Regions from separate parts of the Homo sapiens genome. Here region 1 is linked to region 2. Evidence: chromatin contacts called from ENCODE Hi-C data. All regions are on one chromosome and are shown on one strand. Each heading gives the region's core, a stretch centred on a gene start or an enhancer-like site at or near the end of the contact. The rest is flanking DNA. Distances are from core to core; before and after follow the strand shown.

Evidence for each region. A loop is a pair of places that touch in the nucleus more often than their neighbours do. Pooled maps may share reads with other maps.
Region 1: a loop to region 2 is called in a map with no recorded cell type, with 10 times the contacts of the local background. The contact joins the promoter of RAD51AP2 here to the promoter of RDH14 in region 2. A Hi-C loop is called at or near these places in 4 of 37 single-sample maps with no recorded cell type and 4 of 50 pooled maps.

What each region holds. Positions count from the first base shown.
Region 1 is chr2:17,516,477-17,522,920 of GRCh38, reverse strand. RAD51AP2 (RAD51 associated protein 2) reads left to right here and starts at 4,481. Exons shown (of 3, transcript NM_001099218.3): 1 at 4,481-6,444. The coding sequence starts at 4,506. RefSeq lists a silencer at 4,209-4,458 and enhancers at 4,220-4,769, 3,754-4,953.
Region 2 is chr2:18,555,747-18,562,030 of GRCh38, reverse strand. RDH14 (retinol dehydrogenase 14) reads left to right here and starts at 1,378. Exons shown (of 2, transcript NM_020905.4): 1 at 1,378-1,851; 2 at 6,223-6,284. The coding sequence starts at 1,459. NT5C1B-RDH14 (NT5C1B-RDH14 readthrough) reads left to right here. Exons shown (of 11, transcript NM_001199104.2): 11 at 6,223-6,284. The coding sequence ends at 6,247. It overlaps LOC105373456 (a long non-coding RNA gene), which reads right to left and starts at 1,855. Exons shown (of 6, transcript XR_007086234.1): 1 at 1,340-1,855. RefSeq lists enhancers at 969-1,188, 1,199-1,248, 1,309-1,358, 2,169-2,218 and a silencer at 1,449-1,958.

The DNA of each region.
Region 1 (6,444 bases), core at 3,232-5,731, 1.0 Mb after region 2:
TTTATTTAATGTCAATATATGTAATTCCTTGAAAATTTTAAGTAAAAGATAGCTATATAAATTTGCCATGTCCAACTAAATATTTATGTGACTAAACTCAGGAAAAAACTACAAAAGGAGGAAGTAATCTAAGTATTTTAAGTTTATATGATTAAAAAAAGACATTTTGTCCTCTCAAAACCTTGAAAAGATTTTTACAAAAGTCTAATTGGAAAGAACTCGTAATTGTTTTTAAAAAAGGTGTTATTTGCAATTGCACGGATTCTAATAAAAAACAAACTCTTGCTTTATTTCAGCGACAGGGTTCTTAAATTGTTACTGAAATTTATTAGAGTATCAAATGGATGTTGTAAATAGTGGAACATTCCACCTGTTTTTCCAATACTTAGAGCTCAGGAAAAAGGTTATTTCTAATTAGCTAAGTAAGCAGAAAATATAATAACATAATAATGCGGAGAAATTTAGAAGTTAAAAAAAAGGTTAGCAAATAAAACTGTAGGGGTCTAAAGATGACTGTAAACTTTGGATCACTGCAGAAAACTTTCCTAAGTAAGACCTGCCACTATGCTTTAAGCAAACGAAGCAGCATATGGCCTAGACTGAAACTGCGAAGGGCTTTATACATTTAAGGGATGGCAAGAAGTTAAGTGCTGCAGGAAAGTAAGTTGTGTTGTGGGAGTAGATGTGGAAGCTGAAAAAAACAGTTTAGAACTGAACTATGAGGAACTTTCTATGTCAAATTAAAGTTTGTATTTTATTCTGAAGGGCATCAAAGGTTAAAAGAAGTTCTTAAGAAAGTAACAAAATGATTAATATTCTATTAAGAAAAAAACTTTTGTAATGGTATTGGGCAGAAGTTGAGAAGAGACTAGTAAAATGAAGACTGGTTTATTACAATATTCTCAGAAAGAGATAACGAGAGATTGAAATAAAGATGATACATTATGGATAAAAGGGGGATTAATTTCAGGGTCATATTTGATGTAAAATCAACAAGATTTGATGAATGTCTATGTAGGGGATGCATTTTGGGAAGTAGTAAAACAAAAAAAGAGAAAAAGTTAAGGATAATATAAGAGTTTTAGTTTAGGAGACTGGATAGATTATGATGTCATTAATGAACATTGAGGACAAAAAGGTGGTTTATAGTTTAAAGCATTTGCACATATGTTATCACATTTAAGATGTTATTTATGTTACAAATTACCATTATTGCGCTGATAAAAACTTAATCTTATATGCAAATAAATGTACACAGTATCCTGATTTTCTTATTTTCCCCTAGTGCTTATCATTGACTTGATGAAAAGTGCTATTTGTGTTATTTATAGCCATATTTATTTTAAATATTTTTAGTAAGTGATGATGTTTTCCTTTCTAACTGCTGTATTTAAATATTTTTGTTAGTGGTTCTTTTAACTGTTTGAAATATATTTTATTATCTTTCAGTTTGAAACAAACTTTTAGATTTAGCATATTTATTCACTTCTTACATGATTTATTAAAAGAAGTAAAAGGGAAAAACTGTCTTGTCATATTTCTGGTTCTACCATGAAACACAAATGATGCTAAAACCACTAATATTTGAAGTCCATTTTGAACTCCTATGGTGTTATAGCTCAGCATAGTTTTCATGTTAAATGTATTTCAACATGATTATAAAAGCAAGTCTCTAATGTATAAAACTAAAGCAAAATAACACAAAAACAAGAAACTTAAGGCACTTTCAAGACACCATGAATCCATTTGAGTTGGTAAATGAGTATTAACCATGGAGTCATTTCATTTCTTCTAATTAACTGAGGTACTTAGAGGCACTGGGGATACAAAAATTAATAAATCCTTGTCCTGATTAATGGAGCCTAGTGGAGGGGACATATAAACAACTCAATACAATAAAGACATTTTAAGTGTTCTACAGTTAGAAATAAATTGCTATAGGAAACAGATGACGATGCAAGTAATTCTGCCCAGGGATTGGCTACAGCAGGGAGGAGGAAGAGAAGCTTTCACCGTAGAGGTAACTTTTGAGTAGGGCCATTTAAGGCTTAATAAGAATTTGCCAGGAGGAGAAATGAAGGGCTTTGAGAACATACATAAAAGAGCAAGAAAATAAACATTCTGGTGTAGGCAGCATGGGGGCAAATTGTTTAAAAAAAAAAAAAGAAGCTGAAAGAGTTAAGTAGGACCTAGTAGTGAGGATGTGACATACTATGCTTAAGGACATTAGACTTGATATTGATATTGAGTAAATTTCTGATTTAACTCTAATAGGAGATTGTGTCATATCTTCAGTATGGGGTTTATCTCATGAACTCATTAATCCTTTTATTCATTCAGAGTTGAACTATAAGAAGACACCACGCTAAAAGAAATCAGATAGATGCTGTCTTTAAAGCTCAGTTTACTGTTACTAAGGAAGGTAAGAACTTCAAAGGAAGGGTTGGGTAAAGTGATATAGAAAAATATGACATTTGAAATGGGCTTTGAGGCATCAGTAAGATTCAGACAAGTCTTATTTATATTTTGATTATGATGAGTTGAAGACATAATTTTTTGCATTTCTCACTTATAACTGGTTCATTTTCTAGGTGGCATTTAAAAAAACAAAGGAAAAAACCCACATAAATAGTGGTTTCAATAGCCATTGTTTGAAATGGCAGTGGCCATTAGTATAATGTTTAAATAAGTAAATGCAAGAAAAGACTCTTTTTTTGGTCTTTATGGCTGTAAGTTTCTTCAGGATGGAGAAAATAACTATACATTTCTGTATCTTGGAGTCAAACAATTGTTGAGTTACATGTAATACTTCTGGGTTTTATTTGAATTTTAATCCTTAAACAATGTAGAGTTGTTAAATAATGATGTGATGGAGATATAAAAAATAATGTGCTCTTGGGCAAACTAGCAAGATGAAGAAATAATCAAATATCAAGTTACAGATCAATCTAGACTAGAAATCACAATCAATGGCATTTACTTTACAGATTTAAAAAGTCTTGGTCCTAATATCACACTAGCGCACCAATTATATACACCTTAGCTATACAAGTCACCCCTTATGGGCTAAAACAGAATGGATTAGAAAAGAATATAGATTTGTGGAAAATCTGGGATAGAAAAGCAATAGAACATAAGATACACAGAAGTAGAACTTGGAGAATTCACTGATGTGGAATCTGAACCACTGCCACATTCTTATTTATAGTGTTAATGAAGTGCTTCTGCTGCAAGGCTTTCTACAAACTTAAGTAAACATTTCTCTAGAGGAATTTACACTGAAGTAATCACAATGTATCTAAGAGTATTTAAAAAACATGAAACTGGTGAACATCTTATTACCTAAAGTAGAAGGCTAGTTATATATTGCCATCTATGCCATGGGAGGGTTCTGAAGTTAGGATTCTGGTTGCATGTTATTGTAGTTATTATAAATTTTAGCATAAAATGTAATATAAAACATACCAAGCTTGAAACAACCACCAAGGGAATCGAGGTGTTTATTACTGAGCACCAGTTACATGTTTCTTAAGAAACATGTATATAATAATAATAAACATTTTGAAAAACATTTTCTTCTTAATGATTATAGAATTCACAAAAACCAGAATTGACTGGAAATCATAAATGATTCTCAAAGCAGGAAAAAAAAAAACAAGAAATAGCGTCTAAAAATTTGTTAGTAGGTATGAGTCAGACCTGTATTATTATGTTTACACTAAATGGGGTAGTTCAAACATATAATATTTTATCTCTAAATAATTTTATCCACAATATTTGAGAAGAAATCCCCACAGCACATAGTAAACTATTTTTTTTTTAGTCTTAAGTGAAGAATAATAATTATCCGGATAATAATTTCCACACATTTTTTCCTCAGATAGACTGGTAAGTACTGGTGGCTTTTTTCCCCCAAACACACTTTATTAGTGAAGTGGAAATATTAATATGATCTTAAGTGACGCTGGAAGGATTAAAAAGTTTTTCCATACACAGAGAGATTTGGTCTGGTGCTGACAGAACTACACGATTTTACTGGAGAGTCACTCGAGCCGTTGTGGAGATGCCGTTTCTGAGGTAAACAAAATTTTAGAATTTAGAAAATAAAGTTGTTACCATTCACAAATTTTTTTTTTTTAAGTGAGAGGTTCTAACTTTTCCCCTTCGTTCTACCACAGGGAAAAAAGCATTTAGACTCTCTACAGTCGTGGCATTAGAAAAAGGCGCTAAAAATAGACAATGTAACGGCCCAGGGTGCTCCGACCTTCAGTGGTGAGACAACCGGGGCGCGTGGGTGGGGGCAGGGAGAGGAGGGACTGAGGGAGGCGGGGCGGGGCTGAGGCTGGGGCTGTGGAGGGGCGGATTCGGGGTGGGGCAAACCCTGAGATTAGGCTAAGGCCAGGTCTTGAGGGGCGGGTCAGGGGCGTGACCAGAGCGGCCCGGAACCGCCTATTAAGGGATTGGAGCCCCGCCGGGACTCGGACAGATCCTTTCCATTCGCTGTCATGTCTCTCCCTCAGCCCACGCCGCGGATGGCCGAGCTCAGAAAGCCTACCTCCTCTTTAACGCCTCCTGAGGACCCGGATTCCCAACCACCTAGTAGCAAGCGGCTCTGTCTTGAGGAGCCTGGAGGTGTCTTTAAGGCGGGCTGGCGACTGCCTCTGGTGCCTCGCTTGTCTGAGGCGGAAAAAGTCTGGGAGTTGTCCCCTAGACCCTTCAAGGGACTCCTTGTTTCAACGAATGCTATTTTCGATAACTCCACAGACTCGTGTGTGGAGAAATCAGTCAGTGGGAAGCAGATATGTAATCTGAAATGCTCAAATCTCAAATTCCAAATGAGTAGCTGTTTGCAGTCTCCCCCCTCACAAAGTCCTGATTCTGATTTGAGGGCTTCAGGAAGGTCTGAGGCAGGCCTGCATGACAGAGAGGCTTTCAGTGTGCACCGCAGTAATAGCTCCAAAGCAGGGGTTAGTCAACTTCTGCCCAGCACCTCTATACACGATATACATGGAATTAGAAATGAGAATCGAAAACAACAGTTTGTCCAAGGAAGAGACAATGTTCACAAAGAAAATCCATTTTTAGATGTTACCTTTTACAAGGAAACTAAATCACCATTTCATGAAATTAAGAACAGATGTAAAGCTAACAGTGTTGTGCCATCAAATAAAAGAGAAAATAACATTTCATCATCTGTACTAAAAATATCAAAATCTCAAAACCAGCCCAGCTTGGAAATTGCCAAACCTAGCTATTTTAGAGATAGCGGCACAATAAGTGTCCCTCAGTTTCCAATGGACTTAAATAGCAAAATGTCCTCTGTCTATTTAAAGGAAATAGCGAAGAAAAAGAATGACAAAAAAGAGGCATATGTTAGGGATTTCACAAACATTTACTGGTCCCAAAATAGACCTGATGTTAAGAAGCAAAAGTTACAGAATGATAAAAAAACTGTAGAAGCGGAAAACATTTTTTCCAAATGTTATGAAAATGACTACCCATCACTCAGTAGCCAAAATACTTGTAAGAGAAAAGACTTGATCAGTTCAAACTACTGTAACTGCAGTAGTATCCAGTGTAATGTAAGAGACTCTAGAAAGAATTTCGCTATACTAGAAAATGCAAATTGGGAGGAAGCAGAATGTCTGGACAGTTACGTACTTACCAGGCTGGAAAAATCTCAAAACTGGGACTGTAACGTTAGACATATTTTGAGAAGAAATAGAGGAAATTGTTGGATTATAAATAATTGCAAGACTAAATGTGAAAATATGAAAAAAACTGAAGAAAAATGGAATTGGCTATTATTATTAGAAATAGACCTTTTAAGCAAGGAAGATTACCACTGTGCAAAAGTCATCAATGCATATGAAGAACAATCAAAGCTTCTCGTAAGAGAAATATTAGGTAGTCAGACAGCTTTAATAACGACTGTTTGGCTAAATGGTAAAGGAGAAAATGATAATACTCTACAGTTGAGATACAATACTACACAAAAAGTCTTTCATGTGAACAACCCTTTTGAAAGTTTCATTATAGAAATTTTTTATTTCCATAAAAGTATTTCAGGAAATAAAAAAGATAATAGTATTTTAACCTGCTGTAACATTTTGAAGTGTAAAAAGCAAATTGGTATAATTGGTATTCAAAATCTAATAACCAGAAACATGAATACAAATATAAAGAATGGAATTTTAAGCATATATTTACAAGATAGTGTTTCAGAACCTTTAGATATTCTATTGAAAACTAACATAGCTTTTTTGCTCAATAACTTTGACTCTTTAACAAGAATTGAAAATGATTTTGAATTAGAAGAGGAATGCATTTTCAAGTGCATGCTTTATTTGAAGTATCCAAAAAATATAGTGGAAAATCATACTGCATATCTAGTAAAGATTTTAACTTCTTCAAGACTATTAGAAGATAATATGAAACCTATGT
Region 2 (6,284 bases), core at 129-2,628:
TGATTCCTGTTCCTGGTGCCTTGTATAATCCCCAGTAAGAGTGCTCTTTCCCACCTCTGAGCTCCATTCTCATTACTCATAAGAAACCTCCTGGAATCCATCCCTTTTTCTTTGTATTCTGACTATTAGTTGCATGTTACATCCTTCCCAAATGTAAGGGAGTGGAAGATGGATTATCACAATTATTGGGGAGTTTGTCTCAAACGACACAAGCTGTGGTTCTTTTTCCTTGTCTGGAGAACCTGCAATGGGTGGAGGGTGGGAAGTGGGAGATCACAGTTCCAGAAAGTAAGCACCCTGAGAGCAGAAATGGTGTCCCATTTCTCTGTGGCTCTAACAGGGAACAGGCAGGGCCAGGCACATATTGGATGGAGAGGCAGACGAACGAATGAGTCTTTAAAAGTAGCTTGGTCTACAGCTATGAAGTTTGTAGCTTGAAGAAGGGTCCCTGTGACACTAACCCTGATATTAATGAGGCATTTTACAGTGAGCCAAGCACTTTGCCTTCCATCGTTGTGTGTAATAGTCCTATGGAGAGGGCAGGGAGGCATTTGTAAATGGCCTGCTCAGAAGCCTATATTTACAATAAGTCCAAGCTTTTCCCACTGTACCTCTGCCAGTGTGAAGATCATTTGAAGATGGCTTTCTTTTTTTTAATAGGGACCAATGACATAATGTCTTGTTCAGTGGTTCTCAAAGTGTGGTTCCCAGATCTGCAGCAGCAGCAGCACCTGGAAACTTGTTAAAAGTGCAAATTATCAGGCCCCATCCTGTACCTATTGAATTAGAAACTCTAATACTGGGGCCCTGGTTTTTTGTTTTCGTTTTGTTTCATTCCCCCACCCCGAACCCCCACCCCAAGTCCTCCAGGTGATTCTGATGTGCATTTAAGTTTGAGAACTACTCGACCATTCTATTTCCAACTGATTCATGTTGCTTAATTCTTTGTCTCATCTATGAAAAACAGTCCTACCTCAGACTTCAGCTTGTCAGGGCCCATTCCTCAGAAGGTGAATTGAACTGAATTTACAAGTCCCAAGAGCCCTCAAAGGAAAACACACGAAATGCCCTGAGGAGTGGCATTTGTAACAGGGCCTGTACAGAGATCTGTGATTCAAAGTACTCATCAGACATTCCCATGGGGAAGTCCGCCACTACTCTGGGATTTCAATACGTATGAACCCCAGCACCCTGAACACTGTGCTGGTTGCCCAGCCTCCATCATTAGGCTGGGAGGAGCTTCCACGGAGGGCGCAGGACCCAGGGCGCTGAACTCTCACAACCAATCAGGCGACCCCCCCAGAGGGAAACTACAAGTCCCAGCATGCCCCACGCGCACCGTCAGGGGCCGACCCGCCGCGCCCCAGCGTTCTCCGCGTACAGGTGGTCTCTTGGGTTCCGGTAAGGCGGCGGCTGCGGAACTCCCGTGGAGGGGCCGGTGGGCCCTCGGGCCTGACGATGGCAGTGGCCACTGCGGCGGCAGTACTGGCCGCTCTGGGCGGGGCGCTGTGGCTGGCGGCCCGCCGGTTCGTGGGGCCCAGGGTCCAGCGGCTGCGCAGAGGCGGGGACCCCGGCCTCATGCACGGGAAGACTGTGCTGATCACCGGGGCGAACAGCGGCCTGGGCCGCGCCACGGCCGCCGAGCTACTGCGCCTGGGAGCGCGGGTGATCATGGGCTGCCGGGACCGCGCGCGCGCCGAGGAGGCGGCGGGTCAGCTCCGCCGCGAGCTCCGCCAGGCCGCGGAGTGCGGCCCAGAGCCTGGCGTCAGCGGGGTGGGCGAGCTCATAGTCCGGGAGCTGGACCTCGCCTCGCTGCGCTCGGTGCGCGCCTTCTGCCAGGAAATGCTCCAGGTGTGGGCCTCGGGGGGCCGGGCTGGTGGGGAGGGCCTGGGCACGGTGTGGGAGGGGACTGCGGGCTGGGGCTGAGCCGCGAGGGACCGCCCTGGGGTTCAGGGTGTCACCTTGGGAACCGCTGAGGCTGAGAGGAGTCCAAAAAGCCACTTTGAGGCGGCCGGGAAGCTGCAGGGTTGAGAGGGAAAGAGAAACTAACTGGGAGGGCTGCCTTCTGTCCTCTAAGGATGTCGAAAAAGAAATGGGCCCAAGAGAAAAATAAATAAACCAGTTTCTGAACGTTTCATTTCGTTACGTGAGGACCGCCCCGAAGTAGATCCATGGCCTCTGAATTGTTTTTCCTGTGTCAGAAGTGAATTTGCACCAAGCTGTGTCTTCAGAACCCCTGAGCACTGGGGGAAGTTGCTAGCTAAGGACCTCATATCAGTCCTTTAAAAAAAGTTCTCCTTCCCCCGGCCTCTGCCCCTTTTCTGCTGGGGTAAGGAGCTCGCTGCCACCAGTAAACTCAGCACCATCCTTAACGGGACTGTGGCCTGATTTCCAAGTAGAATACATTTTGGAACCCAGTGGTCATGCTCCATACAGAGACAGGAATAAAAATAACACCCAGCATTATTGAAGATCTGTATGCCAGGAGCTGTGCCAAGCATTTCAGATTTTCCTTTTTGTCTTAAATGAAAATGAAGTGTCCTTGCCTATAACTGTCATTGAAGCTACACAGTAACCCTGTGGAGTAGGCATTATTATCATCCCTGTTTTACAACGCGAGGAAACTGAGGCATAGGAAGGCTAAGAAACTTGCTTGTGGTCTGTCTCCAGAACACTTGCTTTTAACCCTTGTTCTTTCCTCCTGCTGCCTGGCAGTGAGGTGTGAGGATTTCTTTGTGCAAATGGTAAGTAATTCCACATAAGTGGATGTTCTCCGTTGAGATTGAGGTAGAAGAGTTTCTTGCAGGGATAACTGGCATTCAGAGGGCATTTGTTCAGAAGAGTGAAATTTAAAATTAGCTGGGACAAGAAAGGTGCCTATATGACGTAGAGTCTCTTGAGTCTAGAGAAGAGGTTCCCAAATTTTCTCAGTAATTTTTTCATGATGCCCTTAGGCCAGAAATATTTCCCAGTTCATTTATTTAGAAAGTTTATTTTGCCAAGGTTAAGGATGCACCCGTGGCAGAACCTCAGGCGGTCCTGAGGACATGTGCCCAAGGTGGTCGGGGCACAGCTTGGTTTTATACATTTTAGGGAGACATGAGACATCAATCACATATGTAAGGTATACATTGGTTCTCCTGGAAAAGTGGGACAACTCGAAGTGGGGGCTTCCAGGTCATAGGTAGATGGGAGACAAAAGGTTGCATTCTTTTGGGTCTTTGATTAGCCTTTTACTGAATACAATTTACATGTGCAGGAGGGATAGAGGAATAATCACTTATGTCTTAGACTGGCTCAGTGAGTCTGCATTTTCACATAAACAATACGGCAGAGTCAGCAATCAGATAAGCATTTATCTCAGGTGAGCAGAAGGATGACTTTAGAGTTCTGTCTTTTGTTTGGCACTTGTGAAGATGAGCTATCAATTTATGAATACATTGCCAGGGTGAAATTCAACAGAAGTGTTTTAGGGTAAAGATCTTGAGGCCCATGTGGGCAAATTATGAGGGTGATATGTAGCTTCTTTTTCTTTGTAGCTATCTTATTTAGGAATAAAATGGGAGGCAGGTTTGTCTGAGGCAGTTCCCAGCTTGACTTTAACCTTTGACTTAGTGATTTTGGGTTCTGAGATTTATTTTCCTTTGACACAACCTAATAAGTAGTTATGTCCTAACAACTTAGTAGCTATTTGAGAAGATAACATAATTGAAAGAAAAAAATAATATGTTTATTTTGTTCTTAAACAGCCATAACTACTAATGGGAAATGTATCTCTGTTGGTCATTACACCAGTGTCTGAAACCTTGGAATCAGATTGGACACTTCCACCCTCATTTCCTGTTCTAGGTAGATTTTTAGCATTGTTCTTGTTTTTTATTACAGCAACTGCTAACAGCTGCTTAAAAGTCAGCTCCACAAAGAAATAATGTCATTGAAAGGAATATAGCACAATGTAATGTTCAAGCTGTGAACCACCTGGAGCTAGTAGTTTTGAGGTATTGAGCAAATATCACTGTGTTTCCCTCGAAAATTTAAAATATTCCACAACACCCTGAGAGTTTGCTGCAATGCTGTAGGCCACAGTTCGGGAGCTGTTGCAGAACTAGAGAGTTGGTTTTTTGTTTATTGCTAGTATTTAATTATGTGTAACACAGGTTAAGAAATAATACTCATCAGTGAGATTTTGGAAGCATTAAAGATGGATCTTTCTGTTCCTCTTTAAAATATAGATGGGGCTGGGTTTGCTTCTTTGGCACTTGAGGCAGAACTAATTAAAAAGTGAGGACACAAAGAGATAATTAAGTTGTCCTTGCTTCTAAGTAAGTATTTCTGTTCCTGCCTGGCTCTGAAGTTAAGTGACTATAATTAGAAGGAAAAAAAAATGGAAATGTAGATTTCCCACAGGTTGGTATTCTTGGTATTTATTTCATTTATCTCGTAGAATTTAAAAAAATAGTAAATGACAAAATTTTAAAATAACACAAGCCCAGCAAAGAATGCTGGATAACAAATGATTAATTCAGGAAAATCTTCCAAAGGATTTGTGAAAAAGAATACTCCTTTCTTTCCCCCATGAGTGAACTCTTGCCTTCTTTTTGAAGTTGACTATTGGAAAACCCAAAGATGCTTAGACAGGGCAGAATGAGAAATAGTTAATCCTCTGACAGGTGGGCTTCGATAACAGTTGTGAAATGTAACACATTTTTCTTTTCACTTATAGTTGGCAGAAGGGCCAGTGAAATTTGAAAGTTGACCTCATATTAATCATGGGTCATCACAGTGTCTTTACACTTGGAACATGTGCATTTCTTTGTCCATCAAAAGAAACAGAACAACCGAGAAAAGGCTAGAGAAGACCATCTTACATGATTTAAGGAATAAAAAGACTTCCCTATGAGAACAGTCTAAATTTTAGGACTTTAATTTGGAAAGATACAGAAGCATAAGTTCAGAGTATAAAATGTTGACTGTACAGATCTCCTAGAGTCCCCTTTACGCTGGATATTTTTATATTACCTGATTATTTTTTTCTTAATCTTTGATTATTCTTTATGAATCTCGATTTATTCATGATGTTCTCTCCAGTGTTAAGTTTGCATTTCTGACCTTTTCTATTGCTTGTTTCACTTTTAAGGAAATGACTTGAAGTTGTTCCACCCCCATGGTGCCATTTACCCTGAGAGAACTACAGAATAAAGCAACCATAAGTTTGCCCTTGGTGTTGATAACCAGTAGCTCTGGGAATAAACTATGCTTACCTGTTTTCTACAGCATATGGTCTGTCTAGCTTTCATTGCCTCTCTAGCTGTTTTGAAAATCCCAATTAGAAAGCCATGCCAGCTTACTAATTAAGAAAATAGGCCTTGGTGTCAAAGACTTCATCTTCAGATCTGATCTTATTTTGCTACTTAGGAGTTCTGATACTGGGCAAGTCACCTAGCCTGTGAGCTTCATTTGCTTATACAGTTGTTGGAATTAGATGTGGTGACATGCGAAAAGCACAAAGCCTGGCTCCTATCAAGCTTCTGCATCTATTTTTTTTTCTATTTTTCTCTCAATTATTGGAAGCTCATAGAAGCATTTTGGGATAGAATTTTAGTAGTTTGCAAGTATTTTTAAACATTTTATCATAGGTACACTTATAATTTTGATATGATCTCAGTATTAACCTGATAACTCCCAAATTGATATTTTCCTAGTTCAACTGAAATTAAAGGGAGAAATATGGGATTGTAGGAGTGCCTTGTCCTCAAATTGACTGTATTTCTGTTTTGAGAAAGATCTTGGTACTGATCACGTAGTCAACTTTCTAATGCAATGTTAAAGTTTATATATTTGTAAATGTTATTGTTATAAAAGCATAAAACCAGAAATTAAGTCTTAGATTTAGTTTCTACATCTTTTATTGGAAGATGACTGTAGATAAATATCTTTCTGTATATCATTTTAATAAATGAGAAAAAAGAGCTGTTGAATGAAAGATCATGAACATCAGTATTTATCTGAGGAACATCCTGCGGAGGAATCCCTTTCCCCATTTATTAAACACAAAATTGCCAGTGTTTCAAGTAGTTCTCTGATCGATAGACCAACAACTGAAATTAAATGCTTTTAGTCTCAAGTGCCCATTTTTATTAAAATGTAATTATCATGAACAGAAAAAGCAATACAAGGCGTGTGTTCTTAATAATTCTGCCATTCTCTTTTTGACATTTAAAGGAAGAGCCTAGGCTGGATGTCTTGATCAATAACGCAGGGATCTTCCAGTGCCCTTACATGAA